Regions from separate parts of the Homo sapiens genome. Here region 1 is linked to region 2. A link is an interaction called in ENCODE POLR2A ChIA-PET data of the cell type or tissue named here. Cell type or tissue: MCF 10A. All regions are shown on one strand. Links, peaks and the distances in the headings refer to the core of each region. The heading gives the core; the rest is flanking DNA.

Region 1 (2,916 bases), core at 186-2,685, 110 kb before region 2:
TTTTGCCACATTGGCCAGGCTGGTCTCGTACTCCTGACCTCAGATGATCACCCACCTCAGCCTCCCAAAGTTCTGGGATTACAGGTATGAGCCACCGTGCCTGGCCAATTTTCTCATTCTTAAAAGATTTCTACAATTTAGTCAGTGTGTCATATTGTTCAAGAGTGTGGATCTGGAGCTAGACTGCTTGGTTCATATCCTGACATTAACTAACTGATTGATTTTGGACAAGTCATTTAGCCTCAGTTCCTTCATCTGTAAAATGGAGATAATGATAGTGCCTACTCCATAAGATTATATGCGAAATAAACTCTACTAGTGTTGGCTATCATTATCCACCTCCACATGTTGCTGGTTGTCATGATATTTCATTGATATCTTTTTTTTCTTTTTTTGAGATAGAGTCTGTCTCTGTCACCCAGGCTGGAGTGCAGTGGCACGGTCTTGGCTCACTGCAACCTCCACCTCCTGGGTTCAAGCAGTTCTTCTGCCTCAGCCTCCCAAGTAGCTGGGATTACAGGCATGTGCCACCACGCCCGGCTAATTTTTGTATTTTTAGTAGAGACAGGGTTTCACCGTGTTGGCCAGGCTGGTCTGGAACTCCTGACCTCAGGTGATCCACCCGCCTAGGCCTCCCAAAGTGCTGGGATTATAGGCGTGAGCCACTGCGCCCGGCCTTCCATTGATATCTTGAATTCCATGTCGAGACTGAATGATCACTTTTTTATTAGGGGTATTGTGGACGTGATCAATGAATTTGGTATAAACTAGACTGTGTGACCTCGAGTCCCTTCAACTCAAGTGTTTCAAGGTAATCTGAGTTCCAGGATCAACTGACACTGAAATAGTGATCCTAGGAGTACTGATTCATAATGAGCAGATAACATGGCAATGCCAATTACAATAGACGATTTCTAAAGTTAGAAACTTTACTTAGAAATTTTATGTTGAGTCCCACACTGTAGCTCAAATAAATGCTAATGTTAACAGGAGGTTTGTAAAGGGTTCAACAATTCAAAAAGTGACACACACCTAGAATCATCAGGCACATTCCTTAAGTTGTGAGGCACTCGGTACATAGATTGAATGTCTTGGGTGTGACTCCATAGGCAAAAATGTCAGGGACTATTTTTTTTTTTGAGATAGAGTCTCGTTCTGTCACCCAGGCTGGAGTGCAGTGGCGCGATCTCCACTCACTGCAACCTCCACCTTCTGGGTTCAAGCAATTCTCCTGCCTCAGTCTCCTGAGTAGCTGGGATTACAGGTGTGCACCACCACGCCCGGCTAATTTTTGTATTTTTAGTAGAGACAGGGTTTCACTATGTTGGCCAGGCTGGTCTCAAACTCCTGACCTCAGGTGATTCACCCACCTCGGCCTCCCAAAGTGCTGGGATTACAAGCGTGAGCCGCCTGGCATCAGGGAGTAGTTTGCTGAACAGAAACCTTTTGGCTAAGGTTTATTGTTTATTTTGTCAGTTTGGCAGATCAGCAAGTGAGTAAGGTAGATAAACAATGTCATTGCAGAAAAATTTTAGGCAGTCAAGTGCTTTATTTGCCAAAAAGATTCAACCACCTGATGGAAATGAAAAACAGGATGATACGATGGCTTCTTCCTTCACTTTCTCACTTTCCTTGGATTATGAAATGCCAGTAATTGAGAAAGCGGAATGAACAGTCATTAGAGATGGAAGAAAACCCTAGAGAGAAGTTGGAAGTAGTTGGGTGGGATAAAGACTTTCTGATAACTTCAAGCAGATCTAGAAATTGGCATTGGATTGTTAGAGAAAAATTGAAAATGTAAAATGTTAGTTGCATGAGTGGGCAACAGATACTCTCCATTAGCAGTGTTCAATTACGTGTCACCAATGTGCAATAGTCTGAGACAGGCAGGGTCTTGCTCTGTCACCCAGGCACTGTCAGAGCTCACTGCAGCCTCAACCTCCTGGCCTCAAGCCATCCTCCCACTTCAGCCTCCCCAGTAGCTAAGACTCAGGTGCACACTACCACGCCCAGCTAATTTTTTAATTTTGTAAATTTCTTATTTATTATTATTTCCTGTTTTTTTGGGGGGGGTAGAGATAGGATCTCACTATGTTGCCCAGGCTAGCCTTGAACTCCTGGCCTCAAGTGATCCTCCTGCCTCAGCCTCCCAAAGTGTTGGGATTACTTACAGGCATGAGCCACTGAGCCTGGCCAAGTTCTGTTTATTTAGATAATATTTGCTTGTAGTATGGACCCCACCCAGCTCACAAGCTTGGGGTGAGGGACCTGGGGGTTAAATGACGGCAAATGTAAGCCAACCTAAAGGTTATATGTATGTTGATTCTTCAGATGTGGCCGAGATCAGGCAAGGCAGCTCACAGGGAGAGTAAAGGGTACTATTTTATACACTAGGTACTTGGTAACCAGTCTGAATTGTGGGCCAGTCCTAGGGACATGGGGCAAAAGTAAAGAAAGGAAAGGAAAAAAGACTAGAGGGAAATGTAGGATACACTCACGTGGATGGAAGATTGAGTCCAGGGAAACTGAGTAAGATGCCAAATGCTCACGATAAAAGGATGACGTTTCCATGGGATCCTGTAGGCATCACCGAGAGGGTACTGTTGGGAGAACACTTAGGAACCCAGATCACCTAACATGGAGTGAGTGGGGCTCAGATCTGAGCAGAAACCCAACAAGGACTTCCCAACTCCAAGTAAAGCTAAATTTAGACAATCCTTTTATGTTGCTGGTCCCTCTTGCAACACAGTCTCCTCCGGCCAGGCTGCCTTCTCCTTCTTTATATGCACCAGCCTTCTTCCACCTCAGGGCTTTGAACTCCTTTATCCCAGCTCTGCCTTGCCCTTGGCCGGGGAAGTCTCTAGCCCTAGGTGCTTCACCTTCAGCTAACCCTATTGTGTGCAATCCCGACCTCCT
Region 2 (2,916 bases), core at 232-2,731:
CCACCAGTCGCAAGTCCAGGCTTCCAGGACTTCTGATGGACTAGCTTCAAGTTGGGGTTCCCCTGACCCTCTCTTTGGGTTCAATTAATTTGCAGGAGCAGCTCACAGAACTCAGGGAAACACTTATATTTACTGGTTTGTTTTTGGGTTTTTTTTTTTTTTTTTGAGACAGAATCTCGCCCGTCGCCCAGGCTGGAGTGTAATGGCGTGATCTTGGCTCACCACAACCTCCGCCTCCCAGGTTCAAGCAATTCTCCTGCCTCAGCCTCTCAAGTAGCTGGAACTACAGGCGGGTGCTACCACACTCGGCTAATTTTTTGTGTCTTTAGTCGAGACAGAGTTTCTCTATGTTGGTCAGGCTGGTTTCGAGCTCCTGACCTTTTGATCTGCCTGCCTCAGCCTCCCAAAGTGCTGGGATTACAGGCGTGAGCCACTGCGCCTGGCCACCACATTTACTGGTTTATTACAAAGGATATTATTAAAAATACAGATGAAGAGATGCTTAGGGCAAGGTGTGGGGGAGGGGGCACAGAGCATCCATGCCCTCCCCGGGCAGCCACTCTCTAAGAATCTCCCCAAAAACCCTGTCCTCTTGGGCCTTTTATGAGACTTCATCAGATAGACATGATTGAAGCATGGACAACCATGTGGAAATGAGATTGGTCAGAAACTGCCTGATCGCATCCTAATAGATCAGGTAGTGACACCCAGCAGGGCCTGTCTGTGCAGATTCTTCTTGGCCTCCCTGTGCAGCCTTCCTTCCTTCAGGGTATGGGGCACGATCCTCATGAAGCCTCTTGAATGAGGATCATATGGCCACAATCAGAATCCTGCCTTGGGCAGGTGAAAGAAGGGCACGTGGAGGTCAGATAGAGAGATTCTGTTTTCTGAGGTCGAAAGTGCTCTGATATTTTAACAAAAGACTGTAGCAAGAGGCCGCGCATGGTGGCTCATTCCTGTAATCCCAGGACGTTGGGAGGCCGAGGTGGGCAGATCGCCTGAGGTCGGGAGTTCGAGACCAGCCTGACCAACGTGGTGAAATCCATAATCCAGAATAATCCAGTTTTCAAATAAATATTGTAGCACCATAGTATACGGAAAACAAGTCTTTATTTTTATATTAAAGGTTAGTTTTGCTTCATCTTAGATTTAGAGTCAAACTTCTTTGGTTTGCTATTAGGAATAGTCACTTCCATTCTGGTTTCACTCAACTCTTATCTCACACACATACACACACACACACACACATTAGAGAGTCAGTCAGTGTGTCTGATGGGTGTGTCTTTGAGAACATTAGCTGAAAGGTCTTTGCGTGGCCTTTTGTGGTCAACTATTTGCTGAATCACACACTTCCCAGCACATCACCCTGGCATTTTATCATAATCAGCCTAGGAACCCAGTCATAAGCCCACATGTAAGCTGCTTGGCAAATGCAACTTGCTTCTGGAATTACATTAACTGGGTCTCCTCTTTCTACCCTGCCCCAAGCCTGCCTTGCCCTTGTTTCAAAAGAATTGAGGGTTTAAAGTAAAATCTCTTTTCTAAATGCCCTGGCTTATCCCTGGTTATTTGAAGAAATTTCTCTCTCTCTTTTTTTTTTTTTTTTGTTTTTTTGAGATGGAGTCTCGCATTGTCGCCCAGGCTGGAGTACAGCGGCACGATCTCGGCTCACTACAACCTCCGCTTCCCGGGTTCAAGCAATTCTCCTGCCTCAGCCTCCCAAGTAGCTGGGATTATAGGCGCTCGCCACCACGCCCAGCTAGTTTTTTATATTTTTAGCAGAGACGGTGTTTCACATTGTTGGCCAGGCTGGTCTCAAACTCCTGACCTTATGATCCACCCACCTCGGCCTCCCAAAGTGCTGGAATTACAGGCATGAGCCACCGTGCCCAGCACGAAATTTCTCTCTCTTTATGAACATAGCCTCACTTAAGTAAAAGCACTTGACATCACAATTTAGCCAGAGCTTTCTAACAAGTAAGCATATGTCAAAGCCTGAAACTGTTGATACTTTCTCCTTAAAGCTCATGCACAGTGTAAAGAGAGCAGCTGCTTCTGAAAAGGGAATCAAGATATCAAAATGCAGTTCTTCTGACAGATTAAAAACCGCGGAGATGAGTTTCGTACACTGTGGAAAACTGATTTTGAGGTCAGGGAGGGCATTCTCTCTGAACTCTGAGAGGCTTCCTAAAGGCCTAAAAGAAGTCACTAGGCTGGGCGCGGCGGCTCATGCCTGTAATCCCAGCACTTTGGGAGGCCAAGGTGAGCAGATCACCTGAAGTCAAGAGTTAGAGACTGTGGAAAATTAGCCGGGCGTGGTGGCACATGCCTGTAGTCCCAGCTACTTAGGAGGCTGAGGCAGGAGAATCGCTTGAACCTGGGTGGCAGAGGTTGCAGTGAGCTGAGATCGCACCACTGCACTCCAGCCTGGGCAACAGAGTGAGACTCTGTCTCAAGGAAAAAAAAAAAGTAACTAGACTTTTAGAGGCAGCAGAGGGAGGTGTGCATGGGGTAAGGAGAAGAGATTTTTTTTTTTTAATGTTCTTTTTCACCCACATTCTCTGAGGAATGTGATGTCCCATCTGTCACTTTACAGGGGTGGAGACTTTTGGCCTCAGCCTGTGTGAAGAGACTGGCAGGAATACTCACGCTAGGGAAAAGGCAGCAGCTAGGCGTGCAGTGGTTGATGGGGTTTGTATTAAGGAAACATAAATTTCATTAACACTTCAGTGTTGCCACTGACATTGATGGTAACACTTGGTAGGAAAAGGAAGAAGACTGTCTCAAAATGTGTTTTTCATGGATTCTCCCTAGAGTCAGAAGTATCTCTTACTCTCCTTTACTGTAGCGTTGCTCACTGCTTTTTCTGGGGCATTCTGGCCAGCATCCATGGAACTGGGAATGGTTTATGGGACT

What was found. Peaks named below come from ENCODE experiments on the same cell type or tissue, not always from the same donor. Only the 100,000 strongest peaks of a DNase experiment are listed, where the experiment ranks them.
Region 1: POLR2A ChIA-PET joins it to region 2 with 6 read pairs; 4 of 35 experiments call an interaction of 5 or more read pairs at or near these places.

The regions. Positions count from the first base shown.
Region 1 is chr9:130,023,403-130,026,318 of GRCh38, reverse strand. All of the region lies in intron 1 of FNBP1 (formin binding protein 1), which reads left to right. Among named protein-coding and RNA genes, the nearest start is that of FNBP1, 18 kb to the left of the region's middle. RefSeq lists a silencer at 2,148-2,298. In MCF 10A, for the core only: no CTCF peak of the experiment used is centred there; a DNase peak (open chromatin) is centred at 1,527.
Region 2 is chr9:129,909,180-129,912,095 of GRCh38, reverse strand. The region is part of intron 11 of FNBP1 (formin binding protein 1); the gene reads left to right. Among named protein-coding and RNA genes, the nearest start is that of MIR6855, 41 kb to the right of the region's middle. RefSeq lists a silencer at 1,252-1,546. In MCF 10A, for the core only: no CTCF peak of the experiment used is centred there; a DNase peak (open chromatin) is centred at 1,345.